Regions from separate parts of the Homo sapiens genome. Here region 2 is linked to region 1. A link is a loop called in an ENCODE intact Hi-C map of the cell type or tissue named here. Cell type or tissue: heart right ventricle. All regions are shown on one strand. Each heading gives the region's core, and the rest is flanking DNA. Links, peaks and the distances in the headings are about the cores only.

Region 1 (11,423 bases), core at 1,758-9,757:
ACAAAATCTGAGTTCTTCAGTGAATAACTTCATGCCTGTTTCAAAGACCTCCTGAGCCTGGTTTCCATGACAGACTAAGCAGATTTCCTAAAAGTTAGAGGCAGCTGGCAGCTCTCCACGGCTCCCTCACACCTTCCGCCAGGTACTCTTTGAGTTAAACCTGTCACGATGAGGTCCCCTTGGCAGATCCACTAATTGCATCCTCCTGGAATCAGTCCAGGATGCCCGGATTACCTGCTCAAGACTGAAATTCAGCTAATTAGGAATAGGCATCTAACAGGGATGGATGACTGGCTTTTTTTCCCCCCGCATAATGGAACTTCTTTTTCCCTGAACTTGGACGTTACTTGGTGGGGTGGAAGAGGAGGGAGTTTGCTGGCTTGTTCACAGGGGAGGGGTCAGAGATTATCTCCCTTCTGGAAAACTCAGCAAACCCCAGAGAAGTCAGGGTGGCATGACAAGTGCCTTGAATAGTTTCCCCACCAGGAACAGCTTCAGAATGTGCAGACAGGCCTTCGACCCTGATCTAGGATCCCTCTGGAACAGTGAGCCCTCTGCCCCACTTCTGACCTCTGGTAGTCATGTGCTCTGTCCCAGCGCCCTGCACACTGAGGATGTGAATGTGTGGGACTCCCAACATCAATCTTTTTCTCCTTCCCCAGGGGAAGTTGCACAAGGGCCTAGATCACAGTCACTCAGTGCCAAGCCCTGGGAACAGGAGCCATGGGGCTCATGGGGTTCCATTCTCCTCGTTAGTGAACCCAGGCAGCCCCTCTGTAATAGACCCATTATTGGCTTTAAAAATTGTAAATAGTAGTTATCACCCTGACTCCGTTTTGGGAGAAAATAGGAGACAGTTAAGTAAATAACATAGATGAGTAGGCCATTACATACAGTTACACATGTAGACGTAGATGTTGGCCTTGTAACTTGATGAGGGGCTGTGTTAGATGTGCTTGTGACTCTGCCTCTGGATGCCAGGAAGTGTTCTTGGTGACTCTAGTCCAGCATTTCTCAGCAGAATCACCTGGCAGTGCTGGTGAATACATGGTTTCCTGGGTCCACCCCAGATCCCCTGACTAAAACCTCAGGCTGGAGAGACTCATCCCCAGTAGGTCCCGGCTTTTCCAGTTTTGGAACTTCTGTTGGTGTCTGACCCAGTTGCTTTCTTCTCTCAATTCCCACTGCACTGGATGTCCAGCAGTGATGGACCGTGGGAACCTCACACCCCACATTCAGTTGTCATGACTATTTTCACCTTTTTGGCTCTGTCTCATAGAGACAGTGAGCCACTTGAGGCCAGGGGTGCACCCTCCAGGGCCCAGACTGGCACTGGGCGTACAGTGGATGCTCAGAGCACCTTCCCCACAGTCAGTCCACCACAGGGCACATGTTTACGTGTAATGAGCAGCTTGTCCGCAGTGAGTGCTAGGCCAGGGGAGGGACAATTTGGATTCCAGCTCTGGTTTATTCAGCAAATTAGATCAAGCCAATTTGTCTTGAGCACCCATCATGTACAAGAACATTTCTGGCTTTGGTAGAGGGTGAGTCATGTTTGTGTAATAAGGATTACCCACCTGGGGAGTCCTGAGAAAAGAATGGTCCAATCTTAGGATTTGAGTCGGAGAGGATGGCTTAACGTTGCCACAGGCTGAGCCGCTGTGGGTGGACTTTGGCTTGGAGGAGCCGTTTCTACCTGACTTTCTGGGGGCAGTCATACCAGGGCTGATGGTTCCTGCAAGATCCTGATTGGTGTTCTCTGCGGTGGGGGTGTTTGTCCATGGCCCAGGTTCTCAGAGCCAGACCCCAGCCACACCCTGGAGGAGCGGGTAGTGCACTGGTATTTCAGCCAGCTGGACAGCAATAGCAGCAACGACATTAACAAGCGGGAGATGAAGCCCTTCAAGCGCTACGTGAAGAAGAAAGCCAAGCCCAAGAAATGTGCCCGGCGTTTCACCGACTACTGTGACCTGAACAAAGACAAGGTCATTTCACTGCCTGAGCTGAAGGGCTGCCTGGGTGTTAGCAAAGAAGGTGAGTGCTCTCCCCTGTGCTCCTGGCCTTTCAATACTTGCCCCCACCCAGGCATGGGACCAAGGGCTCTCTGATAAATGAGATTCCAGATACTCATCTATTCATCAATTATTTGCTGGAAGTGTGCTATGCTTCATGCTAGATGTTTGAGACAGTGGTGGAATTGACTGATAAGGTCCCTATCCTTGCACAGAAGACAGAGCTTAAATAAGCACTCACATGAGCTGTGATACATGCTGTGAGAGTGTGCTAGGGTGGGCCAGGCTACAGTCACAAGTAGACCCATACATCATGGCTTGACACAGTGGAAAATTTTTCTTTCCCATATAATAGTTCAGCATGGTCGCAGGTTGTAGGGTGTGTGTGTGTGTGAGTGTGTGTATGTGTGTGTGTGTGTGTGTGTGTGTGTAGGGGTAGGAGTAGGGGCAGGGATTGCTCTATGCAGTCACTCTGGGATCCAGGCTGAGAGTGACTCTGCCATCTTCATCATGTGGCTTCCAAGGTTACTCTGGGGGTCATCTCCATCCTCAGTCAACCAGATGGAGTAGACATGAAGCAGTGCATGTGAGGGAGTTTCATGGGCCAGTCCTGGAAATGACACTCATTCCTGCTGGTATTTCACTGACCAGAGCTCGGTCACTAGGAAGGCTGGGTTTTATGGGCCAGCCCTGGAAATGACACACATTCCTGGTCATAATTCATTGGCTGGAACTCAGTCACTAGGGGAAGGGAACCCAAGAAGAGAGCAGCATGAATTCTGGTGAACACCTAGTAAGCTCTGTCACAGCAGGGCAAGTGCAGAGCATTGTAGCAACATATATAGGGGCACCCAAGACTCTAAGGGACAGACAGCCTTGAAAAACTTTTGAAGGAAGCGATGCCTAAACCAGGGCTCAGCAAACAATGGCCTGAATGCTCAATCTAGTCTGTGGCCTGTTTTTGTACAGCCTGTGAACTAAGAATGATTTTTGCATTTGTAAAGAGCTGTAAGTTTTTTTTGAAAGAAGAATATATAAGAGGGACCGTATATGGCCCACAAAGCCTAAAATATTTACTATTTAGTCTCTTGCAGATAAATTTGCCAACCCATGGTCTAACCCATTACTGGAAACATGAGTAGGAGATGGCCAAGCAGAGAGGTCAGGAGAGGGAAGAGTGTTCTAAGCCAAGGCAAATGAGGAGTGAAGCTCTGGAGGCAAGGAAACAGTTTTCAATGAGCTGAAGGATGTTTGTGTGACTGAAATGAATATTTTAACAGTGGTAGGAAGAGCAGGGGTGGTGACAAGAGGCAAGGTGAAGTTGGAGAGTTTTTAAATTCAGGTGAAAGACTTTAGACTTTATAAGGGTAGTGGAAAGCTGTTGAAGGCGTTCAGAGAATTGATAGTATCAGTTTTTCTTTAAAAAGTATTCTGGTTTCAGGGTGGGACATGGATTGGAAATGAGCAAGGCAGGGTCATCCAATAGGAGGCATGGCACAGTCCAGGCTAGAGTGATGGAGGGCCAAGTTATGAAAACACAGCAGGGTAAGGGGAATGGAGAGAAGTGGGTGATTGGAGATCAAGTTAGGTATGGGACAAAGGTAGGTTTGTTCAGCTGGAGGCATGGCTGCTCACTGAGATGGGCAACATGGAAGGAAGAGCAGGTTAAGTATAGAGGGATGTAGAGGGTGCCCAAGTATGGTTTGGACACGTTGAGTTGGATGCACATGAAGGATGAGTGGCTCTGTAATGCAGGTGAAGGGTCTGAAGATGCAGATTTGGGTGATGCCGACTTATTTGAAATGGAAGCTTTGGAAAAGCTGAGATTTCCTAAGGAGAGAGTTTAGCAGAAGAAGATAAAAAGGCCTTTTCCTTGTTCCTCAGTTGTCAGAGTAAACCCAAAGAATAGCATGGGAAATGGATGGGTTCCCATAGGAACCTGGGCTTGGGATCCACTTCCCACCGCCCGCCCCGCCATGGCTGGTTTCTGGCCTTGGTTCTGGGGCTTACTGGTGTGTGACTGACTTCATTACTCTGGGCATGCCTGTCTGACGCGGATGCTTCTCTGTTCCCATAGTACTCTGAGTCTCCAGGACTCAGCAATGAGTCAATGGTTCAAACCCTGCCTCTGTCCCGGCCTCGCTCTTTCACTACATGCGGCTTGAGTGTCCCTTATCTGAAATGCTTGGGACCAGAAGTGTTTGGAACTTTTTCAGATTTTGTAATATTTGCATTACACTTACTGGTTGAGCATCCCAAATCCACAAAATCTGAAATCCGATATGCTCCAGTGAGCATTTCCTTTGAGCATCATGTCAGCACTTAAAAGGTTTTGGATTTTGAAGCATTTTGGATTTCAATTCAGTACAAATTACTGAACCATTCTGCATTTCAGTTTCTTCACCTGCTTAATGGGAAAAATGCTAGAGTCTATCTCATAGGACTGTTGTGCTGATTAAATGGGACAGTGAGTTAAAGCATTCCCAAAGTTCCTGAGAAATTGAAATAACTCAATAGAAGTTCAATACTACTATTCTTCTTTGTAAGATGAACTTACACTGTGTTGCAGTTTACTCTTCCGATTACCCCTTGAAGCCAAAAGGATTCTCTCTCTCAATTCCTAACCTCTAGCACCGTACATGGCACCTGGTAATTCATTAAGTCCTTGTTAGATGAATGAATAAGTGAAGGAATGAATGGATGGGGGGGTTGCCCCTTCCGGTGACATTATGCTCTGACACGCTTGGAATTTGTGGTCCTTTCGCAGAGCACAGTCAGATGGCCAATGTCGGGAAGAGACCATCCAGTGTCAATGTAGACCCCAGGCATACCAGGGGCACTCCTGGGCTAAGCGATGATGCTCTGTACTGCCCCTGCCTTCGGCCCCCTTCCCGTGCTAGTAGTTCTGGTCTGCACAGCACACGGAAGCCAAGCAATGGCTGAGTGTGGTGAGCTCAGATCCACCGAGCTCAGGGACTCCTCCTAGCCTTCCTCTGAAGCCTTTCCAGGCACCAGGTGTCTGCCAGTCCCAGCTGACATACAGGACCTGACAGAAGCATCCAGAGAAAACTGAAGTAGAATGTAGATTTAGGGATCCCTGGTCATCTGGATGTTCCTCCTCAATCCAGGCTCAGCTGCAGACAAGTGTTAGTTTCAGTTATCCTCATAGCTTTGCCCACAGAGGCCCCTAGGGTGCTTTGGAGTGCAACTGTCATTCTTCTTGGCCCAATACACCCTCTTGAACCTCTCACCTCAAAGGTAGGACTATGGAAAGTCTGGCCAGAAAGCCCGTGTCTGTGACATGTCTCTGAATGTATATACACATGTCTGTTTGTGCATGTCTCTGTGGGTAGGCCTGAGTGTGCACCTGTCTGTGTTCATGTCTGTGTCTGTTTGTACATGGTCTACACTTATGTCTTTAAGTATGGCTATGTGTGCATGTCTATACACATGTGTGCATGCATTGTGCATATGTCTGTGTATGTCTGTGCATGTGTCTGCATATGTGTGTGTATGAGTGTGATGGAGTGAGGGAGAGTAGAACATTGAGATAAGAGGAAGAGGGTATGTAGGATTAATCAATGGGGTGGGGTGAAGTGGAGGCTGAGTAGACTTAAAGCCTATGCAGAGGCAGAAAGGATTCCTGTGTCCCCACTCTCCATTTCAACACACACCACAGGACACACTGCTCTGGACCCAAGCAGCCCAGAGCTAGAAGGCTCTGTGGGTCCTCTAGTCCATTTTGCAGTCTAGGAGTCAAGGCTAGCCCAGAGAGGAGTAGCGATTTGCTCAAGGGTACATGTGAGGTACCACCACTGCTGGCGCTTGGCCCAGCCTCAGGATTCCTGGGCCAGACTGCTGTCCCCTCCAGGAGAAGGACCCCAGTGTGTTTGAAGATGTCGCCTTGTGTGAGCAGGCCAGTCTTGGTTGCCTGGTGAAGCCAAGGGAGTGGCCAGTGGGGGAGTCTGGGGAAGAGGGGGAGCAGACCAGCCTGGGGGCAGCGTGGGCAGGAGTAGAGGTGTTGCAGGGGGTGAGGGTGCCACCAGCAACCTGAGTGGGGAAGCCCACAGTTTCCAGGCAGGCAGTGCCTATGGGATGACGGACCACTATTGAGAGGCCCAGGAGCAGTGTGGGTATACCATGATCAGGCACAAGTAGGGGCTGGAGTAAGTGCAGAGGCCCTGAAGTCAGATGGGCCTGGCTTGATTTTAATCCCAGCTCTGACAATTACCGGATCTTTAATCCTTGGCAAGTTACCTAAACTCTCTAAGCCTCCGTTTCCCCATTTGCAAAGTGGAGATTATAGTACCTACCTCAACGATTTGGTGAGGATGTAATCAGATAATGTGTGTGAAGAACTTAGCACGGTACCTGGTACATAGCGAAGGCACAAAAGAAATTGGTAGCGGTAGAGGAACATGTCCGGGAAAGAAGGTATGAGTTTCAGAACTGCCCCCTCCATCCCTCTGCTCTGCAGGGCGGCAGAAAAAAGCCCCTGTGGTCAATGGTGTGCAGGGGCTCCGGGAGCAGAGCCTATGCGTCGGTCATCCATCCCGTGTCGTGCGGTGCCCCCTGGTGGGCTGCGAGGGGCTTGCATGCTAGGTGGGGACAGAAGCTGGCTGGGGGAAGGATGCCGAGCTTGGGGACCAGTAGAGTTTTGGGTCCAAGGGACTGAATTTTTGGAAATTCCACTGGATCACAGATATTTTACCAACCAGACTCCTCCCTGGAGAGCTGAATTCTCTGCATAACATGCCTCTTTCTTCACTTTCCCAATTTATAAAGCACCTTCACTGGGATCATTGTCACTGTCCTGTGAGGCAGGCGGGGTGGGGTCTAGTGCCTCCTTTTCTCAGAACTATCCGCTCTTCTTTTGCCTTGTCTGAGGATGCCAACTGCCTGGGGCTCAGCCTTCTTCTCTTCCATCCTCCCTGATGGCTCAGAGCATGATTCTGGAGGCAGCTAGCTAGGTCGGAATTTGCTTTGCCGCATGGAAGCTGTGCCATCCTGGGTGGGTTACTTGATATCTCCAAGCTTCAGTTTCATCATCCTAAGATGGAGATAATTTTATCACTCTCAAATAAAGTCGCTCTGAGGATTAACTGATAGGACTTAGGTAACAGGATTAGCACATAAGCCTCCATGAAAAAGAGCTGGTTACGGCTAGCTGTCCATTTTGCTTCACACATCTCAGCCTGGTGGGCAGGACTGCTGTGCACCTCCTTTTTAGATGTGCTGACCTTTCTACTCAGCAAGGAGAGAAGCAGCTGCTGGAGGGAGTGGAGGAAAGGTGGGATTTGAAGTCAGCAGCCTGACTCTGCCGCTTCCCACCTGCCTGCCTTGGGGCTGTCACCTTCTTTTAGAGTTCATGTCCTCCTCTGTAAAATTGGATAAACCGATATCCACCCCACGCCCACTCCACCCCATGTCCGCTCTCCTTTCTTCAGTTGTAAGGAATATTGGCATAACCCAGGGGACATGGAGCTGTGGCTCACATGACCAGCGGGTGGGCTTGGGTTCTGCAGCGCTGTACACTCCTCAAAGCCCTTTCTCCTCCTCCATGAATTCAGTGGATCCTCAAGGCAATTCTGAGAGGGAGGCAGAGCAGAAGCCGTACAGCTGTGGTTCTAGCTCCCAGGCTGTAGACTGACCCAGAGAGGTTCAGGGGCATGCACAGAGTCACGTGGCCCTAAGCATCTCGGAGTGGTGGCGGGGGGCAGCTCTTGATGTGCTTGCCCCCAGCTCCTCGCTCCTCTTCAAGAGGCCAGGACCTGCTGGAGCAGGCGTGGCAGTTTCCACAATGGCTCAGCACCCTGTGGGGAGATGTGGGTGTCAGCAGAATGAGGCTGGGACTTTGTGTAAGTCGCCCCTCTGCTCTGAGCTGCTGCTGGATTCCTTCTACCTCTGACATTCTGTGACTCGGGGAACCAAGACCTGGGACAGTTCTGTCCAGGTACATCAGCACCAGAGCCCTTCTTAGTGGATAGCTGAGGGATTGCAAAGAGGTGCCCAGCAGGAGCCAGGCCTTATGGAAAAGGGACTTTGTGTGAAGGCGTTGGCCAGTAATAAGTTCACCTGAGCCATAGACACTCACAGAGCAAAAAGTAGGGCCAAACAACTTTTTGCTCTTTCCCAAGTCTGCTCTTTATTCTGAGGGTCAGAGAGGACAGAGACCCAGCATACGGAAGAAGGTGCCAGTTCTCTGGTCAAGGCCACTCAATGTCACATGTTCCTGGTTTGTTGCAGGTGGTAGCCTTGGCAGTTTCCCCCAGGCAAAATGAGCAGGCACAAACCCATTCAGTAAGTTGCCCCTTTCTGGGCTCCTCAGGGGTGAAGGGATTGGCCAGGTGACTTAAGCTCCCATTTTCAGGTTGTTTGCTGAGGACACGAGAGAACTATTGGGTCAGTGCCAATGGGATTCTGCCATCCCCACCTGTAAACAAACCCCTGTCGTTTCCACCCCAGCCCCAGGTTGAAAAGCTGGCATGTGAGAGTAGTGTGATCTGAACAGAGTGCACACCCTGCAACCCACACTTCCCTAGGCCAAGCCTCGTTCTCTCCAATGCCAGACTTATTTCAGTTGCAGTGGTGGTGCCTCATAGTGGCAAAGGACAGGCTGGTAAAACATGCTCATCTGCAAGTCCAGGCAACCTGTGCCCCACCTAGCCTCATAGAGGACAGCAGGTGGAAAAGGCTGCACTTGTGGGGAAATTGATGGACATAGCTGGATTTCTCACAAGCCCAACTCTAACTTCTTGCTTATATCTGCCCCCGACCTTTTTTTTTTTTTTTTTGCATTCTCCTTCCTTCTCTCAGTAGGACGCCTCGTCTAAGGAGCAGAAAACCCAAGGGCAGGTGGAGAGTCCAGGGAGGCAGGATGGATCACCAGACACCTAACCTTCAGCGTTGCCCATGGCCCTGCCACATCCCGTGTAACATAAGTGGTGCCCACCATGTTTGCACTTTTAATAACTCTTACTTGCGTGTTTTGTTTTTGGTTTCATTTTAAAACACCAATATCTAATACCACAGTGGGAAAAGGAAAGGGAAGAAAGACTTTATTCTCTCTCTTATTGTAAGTTTTTGGATCTGCTACTGACAACTTTTAGAGGGTTTTGGGGGGGTGGGGGAGGGTGTTGTTGGGGCTGAGAAGAAAGAGATTTATATGCTGTATATAAATATATATGTAAATTGTATAGTTCTTTTGTACAGGCATTGGCATTGCTGTTTGTTTATTTCTCTCCCTCTGCCTGCTGTGGGTGGTGGGCACTCTGGACACATAGTCCAGCTTTCTAAAATCCAGGACTCTATCCTGGGCCTACTAAACTTCTGTTTGGAGACTGACCCTTGTGTATAAAGACGGGAGTCCTGCAATTGTACTGCGGACTCCACGAGTTCTTTTCTGGTGGGAGGACTATATTGCCCCATGCCATTAGTTGTCAAAATTGATAAGTCACTTGGCTCTCGGCCTTGTCCAGGGAGGTTGGGCTAAGGAGAGATGGAAACTGCCCTGGGAGAGGAAGGGAGTCCAGATCCCATGAATAGCCCACACAGGTACCGGCTCTCAGAGGGTCCGTGCATTCCTGCTCTCCGGACCCCCAAAGGGCCCAGCATTGGTGGGTGCACCAGTATCTTAGTGACCCTCGGAGCAAATTATCCACAAAGGATTTGCATTACGTCACTCGAAACGTTTTCATCCATGCTTAGCATCTACTCTGTATAACGCATGAGAGGGGAGGCAAAGAAGAAAAAGACACACAGAAGGGCCTTTAAAAAAGTAGATATTTAATATCTAAGCAGGGGAGGGGACAGGACAGAAAGCCTGCACTGAGGGGTGCGGTGCCAACAGGGAAACTCTTCACCTCCCTGCAAACCTACCAGTGAGGCTCCCAGAGACGCAGCTGTCTCAGTGCCAGGGGCAGATTGGGTGTGACCTCTCCACTCCTCCATCTCCTGCTGTTGTCCTAGTGGCTATCACAGGCCTGGGTGGGTGGGTTGGGGGAGGTGTCAGTCACCTTGTTGGTAACACTAAAGTTGTTTTGTTGGTTTTTTAAAAACCCAATACTGAGGTTCTTCCTGTTCCCTCAAGTTTTCTTATGGGCTTCCAGGCTTTAAGCTAATTCCAGAAGTAAAACTGATCTTGGGTTTCCTATTCTGCCTCCCCTAGAAGGGCAGGGGTGATAACCCAGCTACAGGGAAATCCCGGCCCAGCTTTCCACAGGCATCACAGGCATCTTCCGCGGATTCTAGGGTGGGCTGCCCAGCCTTCTGGTCTGAGGCGCAGCTCCCTCTGCCCAGGTGCTGTGCCTATTCAAGTGGCCTTCAGGCAGAGCAGCAAGTGGCCCTTAGCGCCCCTTCCCATAAGCAGCTGTGGTGGCAGTGAGGGAGGTTGGGTAGCCCTGGACTGGTCCCCTCCTCAGATCACCCTTGCAAATCTGGCCTCATCTTGTATTCCAACCCGACATCCCTAAAAGTACCTCCACCCGTTCCGGGTCTGGAAGGCGTTGGCACCACAAGCACTGTCCCTGTGGGAGGAGCACAACCTTCTCGGGACAGGATCTGATGGGGTCTTGGGCTAAAGGAGGTCCCTGCTGTCCTGGAGAAAGTCCTAGAGGTTATCTCAGGAATGACTGGTGGCCCTGCCCCAACGTGGAAAGGTGGGAAGGAAGCCTTCTCCCATTAGCCCCAATGAGAGAACTCAACGTGCCGGAGCTGAGTGGGCCTTGCACGAGACACTGGCCCCACTTTCAGGCCTGGAGGAAGCATGCACACATGGAGACGGCGCCTGCCTGTAGATGTTTGGATCTTCGAGATCTCCCCAGGCATCTTGTCTCCCACAGGATCGTGTGTGTAGGTGGTGTTGTGTGGTTTTCCTTTGTGAAGGAGAGAGGGAAACTATTTGTAGCTTGTTTTATAAAAAATAAAAAATGGGTAAATCTTGGCGGCTGTTGCCTCTTTCTTTGGGTGGCTTCCTTTAATGAAAAGGCTTTATTTCCTAGAAAGCTTAGTTCGTTTCCCTGGCCTGGGTGCTCTCCACTTCCATCCAAGGACATCTGAGGTGCTGCCAATGATGAACCTAGCAGGGGACCCGGAAGTGGCCAGTGTGGTACTGCACCTAGAGAGGGGACTCCCTTGCTAAAGGTGTTTGTGCACTCTCTGTAATTCTTCCTCTTACCTCCACCCACATGTCTGCCCCACGGGATGCCCCTCCCTGACTGCCATTCCCTTCCTCTCACTGGAATGTAGGGAATGTTGCTGGCAGAGCTTTGGGGGCAGGGCTTGGGGAAGAGCCTATTCCATGGCTTCAGGCTGTTGAAAGTGGGTACATTGCCATCATCCAGATGACAAGACGCCAGGCTGAAATGTAGCCATAGGTGGGGAGCAGACCCCCAGTGGAGTTTTTCAGCCTGT
Region 2 (11,423 bases), core at 1,350-9,349, 440 kb before region 1:
ATCTCCCACTTCTCATCTTTAAGTGCCTTGGACATTTCAGGAGATGGATTTCACTTCAGGTTGGGAGCTCTAGACTGCTGTAATTTAAGAGTGTTAAATCCAATTTTATTATAGTACCCAGTAAAGACAGCAGCCCAATTTGGGAACACTCACCTGCTTCTTATGAGTGGGGATAGTGGATATGATGGTAAAAAATGTGGGCTTGGGAGGCAAAAAGATGGGGCTGGGTGCAGTCACTGGCACCTGTAATCCCAACACTGTGGGAGTCTGAGGTGAGAGGATCACTTGAGCCCAGAAGTTTGAGATTGTGGTGAGCTAGGATTGCAACCACTGCACTCTAGCCTGGGCGACAGAGTGAGATCCTGTCTCATTAAAAGAAAAAAAAAAAGGCAGATGGGTAGTTCTAATTTCAGCTCCTCCAGGCTGTGTGATTTTAGGCAAGTTTCTTAACCTCTCTGAGCCTCAACTTCGTCTTTCAAAAAGGAAGGCACAATATGGACTGTTATTTTGCCTTACACAGACCCTTACAGATAATAACAATTAGGTACACCATTAGGTCCTTTAATATTACTAGCTCACTAATCTAGACAAATACAGTGTAGACATTATCATCTCCATTTAAATTCCTTTTGCACAGCCCCCACCACCCACTTCAGCTCAGTGTACTCACGCTCATCCATTCTCCTTCCTCTCAGTAGAGTCGAATTTGCAGAACAGAGGTTTTTTCACTCTAAAGTTCTACATCAGGAGTTGATAAACTATGATCTGTGGGCCAGATCCACTGCTTGGTTTTTGTAAATCAAGTTTTACTGGAACACAGTCATGCTTATTTGTTTGTATAGTATCTGTACTGCTTTTGCACCACAATGGCTGACTTGAGTAGTTTGGACAGACACTGTCTGACTCAACAAAGCTTGACGTATTTACTATCGGGCTCTGTGCAGAAACACTTTGCCAACCCCTGTCCTAATGACTGATAACAGCTTGGGCCAGTCATCAATGTATTGCCTCATAGCTCCAAGTTCACCCTACAGTACCTTCTCTGGGGTGATGTGCTGTAAGCGTTTGCTGTAAGCGTTTTCTGCCTGACAGTGAGCCCAATATGAAGGCTTGCCAGTAGGGGGAACCAGGGCAATGTTGCAGGAGGAAGGGGGTTACTCTTCCCAATCCTGTGTGCGGTGCTATTTGCTTTTTCTTGCCCCTGCTGTGTGGTTAGTGGTGGTACAGCTGTGTGGGAACGTCTGTGGTACTCTGCTCCAGTTGCATCTCCATAACAGCCCCTTGGTGACCTTGTAGCCCCGGCCCAGGCCTGGTGACCACCTTCCAGTGCCTTCCTGAGGTGGACACCAGGTGTTCCAGGCCTCATACCCGTAGTGGCACTCTGGCTCCCTCCCACCAGCCTCAGCTTACCTATAATTTCCTGCTTGCTCAACAGCTGTGGAGTGGCTCTGCCCTGGGCAGACTTCTGTGTCACCCAATGGGCTGTAACAATACCTCCTCTAAGGAGGTCTGAACTCCAATCTTTTTTTTTTTTTTTTGTAGAGACAAGGTCTTGAACTCCTGGCCTCTGGTGATCCTCCTGCCTCAGCCTCCCAAAATGCTGGGATAACTGGCATGAGCCACTGCACCCAGCTCCCCAGTCTTGAGGAGGGAACTCTCCTTCCAAGTTGTCCTTCCTTGAATACTCTCCTTCAGCCTTGGGGAACCGTTAGCTTCATACCTCTTTGTGTTAGGCTTCTCTGTTTAAATTGCTATGTGGTTTCTGTATCTTGATTGGACCCAGAACTATATACAGCTTAATGTGTAACCATTCCCAATTTCTGAGACTAAAGCCTTAAGAAGAAATTTAGGACACAAACCAGCAGGTAAAAGGTAATAGTTGTTAAAAGTAAAGTGTTTTATTTCATACTTTAATGAAGTAATATATGTTCATCAAAAGAGGAAATGAAAAAGTACAGGAAAAGGAAGGAAAAAAAATCACGTGTAGAAAAATCATTGCTGAAAGACCACCACTGTTACATTTTGGTGTGTAGGTGGCAGGGACTTGCAAGCTGCAGGACAGGTTCTTGTCTGTTTCTGCTCTCAATTGCTTAGGGTCCAGTAAGTGGTAGCCCTCCTGCTGGATGCATCGAGAGGAAATGAGATCTAAGTAGTGCTACTTTGCCCACTCTGTGTACCATAAAACTACCTAAAGTACCCTGAGCCATTAAGCTGCTTTGGTGAATCTTCAGAGTTAGGCTTCTTAAGCAGGTGATGCTCATGTTTAAGAACTGTCTCGTGGGACAGGAGAGGCCCAGCCTGCCCTTAACTGTGAAGCTGCGTCACTGCGGAGATGTAGAGGGAGCCTTATGATTAATCCAATGGGCTTTTCTCTCACTCTGTGAAGGGCTGCACCTCATTCCATCCACCAGCCTTTTGTATGATATTGCAGAAGCGTCCTCCTTCCTGAGTATGACCAGGAACCAGGGGTGCTGCCCCATGGGCATCTCCTCTGTGAAATGCTTGTGCTTGAAAGAACAGGCTGGTGCTCAGGAGCCAGGCTTGTTTCCAGTCTCTGCCTCTCCTGCTGGGCCATCTGCCTCTGGCATAAGCCACTTCTCTGCTCAGTCCCTTTAGGCCCCTTCCATTTCAGAGAGGCTACACTGGCATCACAGCCACTGTTCCCACTGGCCTCTCCCCCGTGCCTCTGCCTGCCAACATGCACGCACACACACACACACACACACACACACACACACACACACGCACACACACGCACTGATGTATTTCTTTCTTTTTACATTTTAACTTAATTTTAATTTAATTTTATTTTTTGAGACAGAGTCTTGCTCTATTGCCCAGGCTGGAGTGCAGTGGCACGATCATGGCTCACTATGTCCTTAACCCCCACGGCTCAAGTGATCCTCCCACCTCAGTCTCCCAATAGCTGGGACTAAAGGCATGCACCACCATGCCCACCAATTTTTTAATTTTTTGTAGAGATGAGGTCTCACTATGTTGTCCAGGCTGGTCTCAAACTCTCGGGCTCAAGCAATCCTCCCCTCTTGGCCTCCCAAAGTGTTGGGATTATAGGCATGAGCATTGTGCCTAGCCCCCCCTCCTTTTTCTTCTTAATGGACAATTCTAATTTAGAACATTATGCACCATTGCCTTCCATGATGCCTCAGACCAGTCATCCCAATATATATATTTAGACATTCAGAGATGAGTCATATTCTACTTCTGGGAATATGTGTGATCACTGGCAGAATATGTGTCTCTTGGGGATCAGGAATTTACCTTTGTATGTGTCTCTTGGGGATCAGGAATTTACCATCAGGCTCCTTTTAAATTTAATTTTTACTTTTATTTTGAGATGAGTTCTTGCTATGTTGCCCAGGCTGGCCTCAAACTCCTGGAATCAAGCAATCCTCCCACCTTAGCCTCCCAAGCAGCTGGGATAACAGGAATGAACCACCATGCCCAGCCATCAGGCTCCTTTTTACCCATCCAAATGTGTCAATCAACCACACAACAACAACAAGAAATGCATCAAAAAGTTATTGTTAAGATGCACCAAGCTCAGCTAGGATATCTGCAAATACTGAGAAGGGGAAGACAAGGCCCCTTACCCTGAGTGCCAGTTGGAGCAATAAGACCCAAACACTCAAGAAGTTAAATAATAAGAGTTAAATCCATTATTTTATCTGATAATCAACATAAGAGAGTGGTCACAGGCAGAATGTGATGAATGCATTACTAAGGAGCTAGACAGCGCTAGGTGGGTCCCTCAGCCTTGCTGAGTCTGATTTCCTTTCTTGATTGTATTAGTTTGCTAGGGCTGCTGTAACAAAATGCCCCAGACTAGGTGACTGAAGCAACGAAAATGTATTTTCTCACAGTTCTGGAGGCGAGAAGTCCAAGATGATGATGTCAGCAGCTTGGTTTCTTCTGGGGCCTCTCTCCGTGGCTTGCAGATGGCCACCTTCTCACTATGTCTTCACATTTGTCCCTCTGTTTCCTGTGTCCTAATTTCTTCTTATAAGGATAGTAGTCACATTGGATTAGGGCCCACCCTGATGACTGTACTTTAACTTAGTTACTTTTTATTTTTTAGAGATGGTATTGCTATGTTGATCAGGCTGGTCTCCAACTCCTAGCTGCAAGCCATCCTCCCTTGGCCTCCCAAAGTGCTGGGATTAGAGGCATAAGCCACCACATCCAGCCTTAATTACTTCTTTAAAGGGATGACATGGTTTGGATCTGTGTCCCTGCCCAAATATCATGTCAATTGTAATCCCCAGTGTTGGAGGTGAGGCCTAGTGGGAGGTGATTGGATCATGGGGATGGTCTTTCATGAATGTTTAGCATCATCCTCTTGGTGCTGTTTCTCGTGATAGTGAGTAAATGAGTGATCATGAGAGCTGGTTGTTTAAAAGTGTGTAGTACCTCCCTGCTCCCTCTCTTCTGCCTGCTCCAGCCATGTAAGACGTGCCTACTTCCCCTTTGCCTTCCACCATGATTGTAAGTTTCCTGAGGCCTCCCCAGAAGCCAAGGAGATGCCAGCATCATGCTTCCTGTACAGCCTGTGGAACCATAAATACAAAAAATTAGCTGGGCATAGTGGCAGGTGCCTGTAATCCCAGCTACTCAGGAGGCTGAGGCAGGAAAATTGCTTGAACCCGGGAGGCGGAGGTTGCGGTGAGCCAAGATCGTGCCACTGTACTCCAGCCCGAGTGACAGAGTGAGACTTCGTCTCAAAAAATAAATAAATAAATAAAAATAAATAAATAATCACACATGTGCTGGGAAGCAGAGGGACTGCTGGGAGACCCTCTAATCAGGCAAGAGATGGGCATGGCCTGAACTAAGGCAGCAGCAGTGAGGATAGAGAGCATAGGAAAAAAATGTGAATTTATGAGAGAGAATCAACAAAATTGGTGAGTGATTAGGTGTGGTATCAAAACTCCTGGGTGAGACAGGCACAGTGGCTCATGCCTGTAATCCCAGCACTTTGGGAGGCTGAGGTGGGCGGATCACTTGAGGTCAGGAGTTTGAGAGCAGCCTGGCCAACATGGTGAAACCCTCTCTACTAAAAATATAAAAAATTAGCCGGGTGTGGTGGCGGGTGCCTGTAACCCCACCTACTTGGGAGGCTGAGGCAGGAGAATTGCTTGAACCCTGGAGGTGGAGGTTGTAGTGAGCCAAGATGGTGCCACTGCACTCCAGCCTAGATGACAGAGTGAGACTCTGTCTCAAACATAAGACAAAGACAAAAACAAAAACAAACCTGCCTGGATGTCTGGCTTGGTCAACTGGATAGGTGTGGGGAGGACAGGTTGTGCTGTTCGCTGAGGTGTGAAGTGGAGGAGGAAGAGAAGCAAAGATGATGAGATCCACTTTCAACCTGTTGAATGGCCATATCTATCAGGTGTCTAACCTAATGGTTAATATCATGAGTTTCAGAGTCCACAGACCTGAAGTCAAATCCCAGCTTGTCAGGTCCTGGCTGTGTGATCCTGGGAGTTACTCAAACTTTCTGAACTGACATTTGTTCCCCATAAAATGGGTATAGTAATATCTCCCTTATAAGGTTGTTGCTGAGAATTAAAGGAGATTAAATATGTTCAGCACACAGCACAGTGTACCCATGCATCTGGAACGTAGTATTACGCAGTAAGTGGAAAGTCATTATTATTATCACTACATTTAGATGAAATGATGAGCAAATCCAAGCTTTCTTTTGGTTGCTTTCCTGTGTGTTTATAGATCATGTCTCTAACTTGGATTTCAGTTCCTCTGCTCCATTTGGAAACAGTGCCTTCTACTTTTTTTTTTTTTTGTCATTTGTTCCTGGAGATCGGAGTTTTTCCCTGATGCTCAGCTCTTTGATAGGGTTGACTAGAAGGCAGGATTATTTTGTTTACTGGAGGCAAATTTTGAGAAGGGAACTCAATGCTCACTCCACACTCTTACCACCAGGTGGCGTCCCTCCTCTGGTCATCTGCATGTAGAGACAAGGTATGAGAGAATCAACAAAATTGGTGTGTGATTAGGTGTGGTATCAAAACTCCTGGGTGAGACGGGCGTGGTGGCTCATGCTTGTAATCCCAGCACTTTGGGAGGCCAAGGTGAGCAGATCACCTGAGGTCAGGAGTTCGAGACCAGCCTGGCCAACATGGCGAAACCCCGTCTCTACTAACGATACAAAAAATTAGCCAAACGTGGTGGTGTGCGTCTGTAATCCCAGCTATTAGGGAGGCTGAGGCAGGAGAATTGCTTGAACCTGGGAGGCGGAAGTTGCAGTGAGCCGAGATTGCACCACTGCACTGCAGCCTGGGTGACAGAGCAAGACTCTGTCTCAAAAAAACAAAACAAAACAAAAAACATCGATAAAAAATAACTTCAAACATAAAAAAGGAATAAATAATAACCCCCTATAACCGCAAACTTACTGAATTGTAATGTTTTATTTTCTTATCCAGTTCACCTACTAGACAGTGACTTCTGTGAGGAGAGGACCTGTATTTTATGACATTTCCTCCCCAGCCCCTGTGTCTGACATAGATATTCAGTGAGAGTTTGAGGAATAAATGGAAGTACACTCGGTCCCACTTCTCTGTTCATACTCTTCTGCTTTCCTCCTTTTTTGGGAGATTCTCCCCATCTATGCCTTCAGTTTTTGAGAGGCAAGCAAGGAGTCAGCCGTGGGCACTCCCCCGACACTGAGAACTAGGGATGTCTTACCATGACACCCTCTGCCACCAAAGCTTGGTACACTAGAAACAGCATGGGCTTGGAACCACATACATGTATCCAAATTTCAGCTCTTTCTTTTTTATTCTTATTTATTTATTTGAGACAGAGTCTCACTCACTCTGTTGCCCAGGCTGGAGTGCAGTGGTGCCATCTCGGCTCACTGCAACCTCTGCCTCCTAGGTTCAAGCAATTCTTCTGCTTCAGCCTCCAGAGTAGCTAGGACTATAGGTGTGCACCACCATGACAGGCTAAGTTTTGTATTTTTAGTAGAGACTGGGTTTCACCGTGTTGGTCAGGCTGGTCTCGAACTCCTGATCTCAAGCGATTACCCTGCCTCAGCCTCCTAAAGTGCTGGGATGACAGGCATGAGCCACCGTGCCTGGCCTTTCTTTTTTTAAAAAATGAACATGACAAGTTGTTTATTGTCTCTGAGCCTCAGTTGCATTATCTGTAAAAATAAGAATTATAATTGATTTGCAGAATGGTTGTGGGAGTCAAATAAGATACCCAACTGCTTGGCATAGTAGGTGAGCATTAAATGTTTATTTCCTTTCCTGTGGGTTTTATGTTGATTCTCGGAAAATGACTTCCTCCTTGGGGAGGAACGGCTGTTATTCATTATGCAGCTGGAACAATGACAATATGGATCTTTGGGAAACACCAGCTTCCCCTGCCCCAGCATAGGAAATGGAATGTCAGCCTCCCCCCGCTTACCCAAGTCCTCTGTGTCCAACTAGGCCAGCGAAAAATGAGAAGGGGCTGCAGTGCCTCTGCACTGTGTCCTCCCAGTTATATTTGTCCATTCTTCCATTCATGTATTCATTCATACAACACTCCATATGGCTGAGTGCCTACTGTGTGCAGGCCCAGGGCTGGGTGCTCGGACTCAGTGGTGAACAGATAGACTTGGCCACTGCCATCACAGAGAGTTCGTGGATGGAGGCGAGATACCCGCACACCTTGCGACAGCCTTAACTGTAACTGTGGTAAGAGCTATGGATAAAAAGTGTGGGCTCTGGGAGGGAATGACAGGGGGATCTCACTTGTTCTGAGGCCTGCAGGGCTTCCCTGAGGAATTGGTGCTGAAACTGAGATATGAAGGACAAATGGGAGTCAGCCAGGCAAAGTGGGTGGGGAGAAGAGAACCCCTTCCATCCTTGTACTCCCTACTTGCCCCCTTTCCCCATCAACTTGTGGGGTGGCCCATGTGGGTGCACACCCCAGCACTCCCTGCCACAAAGTTCTACCTGGGCCTCACCCCCAAAACCTCCTGGCTCAGCCCCTCCAGCCCCCTTCTCAAATGGCTGCAGGAACTAGAGTCTCCTTCTCAAAGAAGTTGTCCTAAGATGACAGCAGAGAAACGTGTCCCCTTCAAGGAGAACTTGCCTTCTACTCAAGGACACATACAGATGAAGTATCTTTAAAGAACAGAATCTAAAAACGGAGATCTCAGGCACTTTCTGGCCAGAGTTTTGGGGAATCTTGTCAGTGTTTTGCTGACTCTACCCTGAGCACAATCTCCTGCCACATGGGTCCATCTTTCTTCTCTCCCTACGTCACTGCGATTCTTAGCCTCTCCCCACCAGAGCAAACAGGCAACACCCTGAGTCTGTCCTTCCTGCTTTGGCACAGCCAGAGGCCAGGGTCTGGAGCAGCCCAGGGCACCAGGTGAAGGTACACAAGTGTTCCATCGCTGGGCCAGAGGACCCAGCCCAAACAAGGGCAAAAGATGAACTTGACGTCAGTCCTGGGCGAGGCTGGCCAACGGTCTGTCTGTGAGCCTCAAAAGGAAAAGAAGGAATCATGACGAATGGAGTCAGGCTGCTTTCATTTTCTTTTCTTGAGTAGGCTGCAGAGCCAGGCAGTGCTGGCAACAAGAGGCAAGCCCCTGTAGACCCTCTGCAGATGGGATGAGGACACATATGCCCGATTAGAGCATAGCCAGATGGTGGCATCTTTAGTGGCAGTGCTGTCCTGAGTGCTGTGCCATTGAAGGGATATTGATAACTTGGATGTAGATAGAGTGATCAAAGATGACACTAATCTGGGCAGAGAGATAATGAAAATCATCATAGTTAGCATTTAGATGCCTGGCCTGTTTCACTTTGCCACACACTTTTGCATTGTATTTAATTCTCATGATGACTCTAAGAAGTAGGAATGATGTCCCTAGGTGACAGATGAGGAAACAGAGACTTGGCAGGGGTAAGCTACATGCCCAAGGTCACATAGCTAATATGCGGTGAGTTGGGCTTGGAAAACCGTCTGAGGGTCTCACCAGCACTGACAAACTCCACTCCGCTATCCATCATCCATCCATCCATCCAACAAAGATTTAGTGAACTCCTTCCAAGTGTTGGGCGACATGTGAGGTAAGGCAGACAAAGTCCTGCTCTCATGGAGCTTACATCCTAGGAAGGAGACCGAAAATAAAGAAGTAAACCAATTTTAAAACATTTCACAGAAGTGCTATGAAAAATAAAGTCATGGCCAGGTGCAGTGGCTCACACCTGTAATCCCAGCACGCTGGGAGGCTGAGGTGAGAGGATTCCTTGAGCCCAGGAGTTCAAGACCAGCCTGGACAATGTAGTGAGACCCTGATTATAAAAAAAAAAAAAAAATTAGCTGGGCATGGTGGCGTGCGCCTGTAGTACCAGCTAGTTGGGAGGCTGAGATGAGAGGATCGCTTAAGCCCAAGAAGTTGATAAATAAATAAATAAATAAATATAAATAAAAATAAAGTGAGGCAATAGGATAAGTCCATTTTACACTGAATGGCCAGGGAAGGTGTCTCTTAGGAATTGACATCTGTGGCAAAAGGGAGCCAGGTGGGGAGTGTCTGGGGAAGGCCTGTAGGCAGGGGTAGGTTTGGCATCTTTGAGAAACAGCATCAACTTGAATGGATTAAGTGAGCTGTGCTTCTAGACTGAGTTTCAAGAAATTGTTTAGGATAAATGTCAGGTCTTGTGCTTGGGCCCAGGGTACTGTGGACTTGCCTGGACTGGGCTGAGTGAGAGAGGCTGGAGTCTCAGTTGGTCTGGTAAAGTTAACACGATCTTGTTGTGCTGCGCTGATAAAGTAGTGTCTGGGGTGGAGAAGGGGATGGACTCTTTCCCCTGTGTGCTGGTCAGACCCACCAGGAGATCTGCATGCTCCCGGGCTGCACATGGACAAATTAGACTGTCTCGCCTGGAGAACTGCCACCAGGACAGTGAGCAGGATGGGGCGGAAAAACCACTTACTCCTGGCAGAGGAGATATGGGGAGGCACAAGCACTGCCTCCAGAAAAATCTAGGGTCAGTGGGAAGGAGTTACAAGGAATTAGATTTCTTTTACTTCTTTCTTCTTTTTTTTCATTGATAAAAGAGATATGTGCAATATCTAAAGTAGAAAAAAAGCATTAGAAAAAGGAAAATGAATCATTTAAATCCCTTATCTACTATAGGCAATCACTGATGACATTTGGCATAATTTCTTTTCTAGGCTTAAGAAAACATACTGGGACCGGGTGTGGTGGCTCACGCCTGTAATCCCAGCACTTTGGGAGGCTGAGACTCTGTCAAAAAAAAAAAAAAAGAAAAAAGAAAAAGAAAGAAAACATACTGAAATCATACTGAGACTCTGTCAAGAAAAAAAAAAAGAAAAAGAAAGAAAACATACTGAAATCATACTGTGCATATGCATGATTTTATTGATGTGTCTATGCTTGTCTAGATGTTTAGGGAGGCAGTGGAGGAGAGGGGCTAGAGGCAGACTCTGGGTGCTTGGCCTGGGCTTGGATCCCAGATCTGCCTTTTATTACCTGTGTGACTCTGAGCAAGGGATTCCACCTCCCATCCCTCAGTCTCATCCAAAAAATGAGGGTAATATTAGTGTCTACCACAGAGAGTTATTTGAGGAGTAAATGAGCCAATAGTAGTTATAAACACTAAAAACAGTGCTTGCACAAACCTAAGTTACATATTTAATACATAAGTAAATACCATCCTTCTTTTAACACAATAAGCATTTTATAGTGATGTCGAGAACTGTATGTAAACATCTTTCCATTGTCTGAATAAAATCCCTTCATATATTTTCCCATAGCTTATTGAGACATCCCCCAATGTGAGATATTGTGTATTTCTCATGTTGCACTACTTACAAGTGGCACATTTTTGATTGGTTCATTTGGATAGAGTCACAGAAGTAAAATTACTGGGTTAAAGGATGTGGACTTTGTTCTGTATTTTTTTCTTTTTCTTTTTTCTTTTCTTTTCTTTTTTTTTTTTTTTTTGAGACGGGGTTTCACTCTTGTTGCCCAGGCTGGAGTGCAATGGCACGGTCTCAGCTCACTGCAACCTCCGCCTCCCGGGTTCAAGTAATTCTCCTGCCTCAGCCTCCCAAGTAGCTGGGACTACAGGTGCCCGCCACCATGCCCAGCTAAATTTTGTGGGTTTTTTAGTAGAGACGACCAGTCAGAGGCAATGGGGTTTCACCATGTTGGCCAGGAGAGTCTCTATCTCTTGACCTCGTGATCCACCTGCCTTGGCCTCCCAAAATGCTGGGATTACAGGCATGAGCCACTGCACCCGCCCCCCGCCCCCCACTTTTTTTTTTTACATTTAAAAAGTTTATTTTTGGATAAGAGAAACCATACAAATGTAAAACATTCACACAATACAAAAGGATATACAGTAAGAAGG

The links. Peaks named below come from ENCODE experiments on the same cell type or tissue, not always from the same donor. Only the 100,000 strongest peaks of a DNase experiment are listed, where the experiment ranks them.
Region 2: it touches region 1 in a loop (5-fold over the local background); 20 of 110 quality-filtered maps call a loop at or near these places.

What each region holds. Positions count from the first base shown.
Region 1 is chr14:70,021,414-70,032,836 of GRCh38, forward strand. It overlaps SMOC1 (SPARC related modular calcium binding 1), which reads left to right. Exons shown (of 12, transcript NM_001034852.3): 11 at 1,790-2,034; 12 at 8,829-10,953. The coding sequence ends at 8,845. Among named protein-coding and RNA genes, the nearest start is that of SNORD169, 49 kb to the left of the region's middle. RefSeq lists a silencer at 11,099-11,393. In heart right ventricle, for the core only: a CTCF peak has its summit at 6,586 (motif pointing left); a DNase peak (open chromatin) is centred at 6,578; H3K27me3 peaks cover 1,166 bases.
Region 2 is chr14:69,579,212-69,590,634 of GRCh38, forward strand. No RefSeq gene overlaps it. Among named protein-coding and RNA genes, the nearest start is that of CCDC177, 10 kb to the left of the region's middle. In heart right ventricle, for the core only: a CTCF peak has its summit at 5,960 (motif pointing right); a DNase peak (open chromatin) is centred at 5,990; H3K27ac peaks cover 1,919 bases.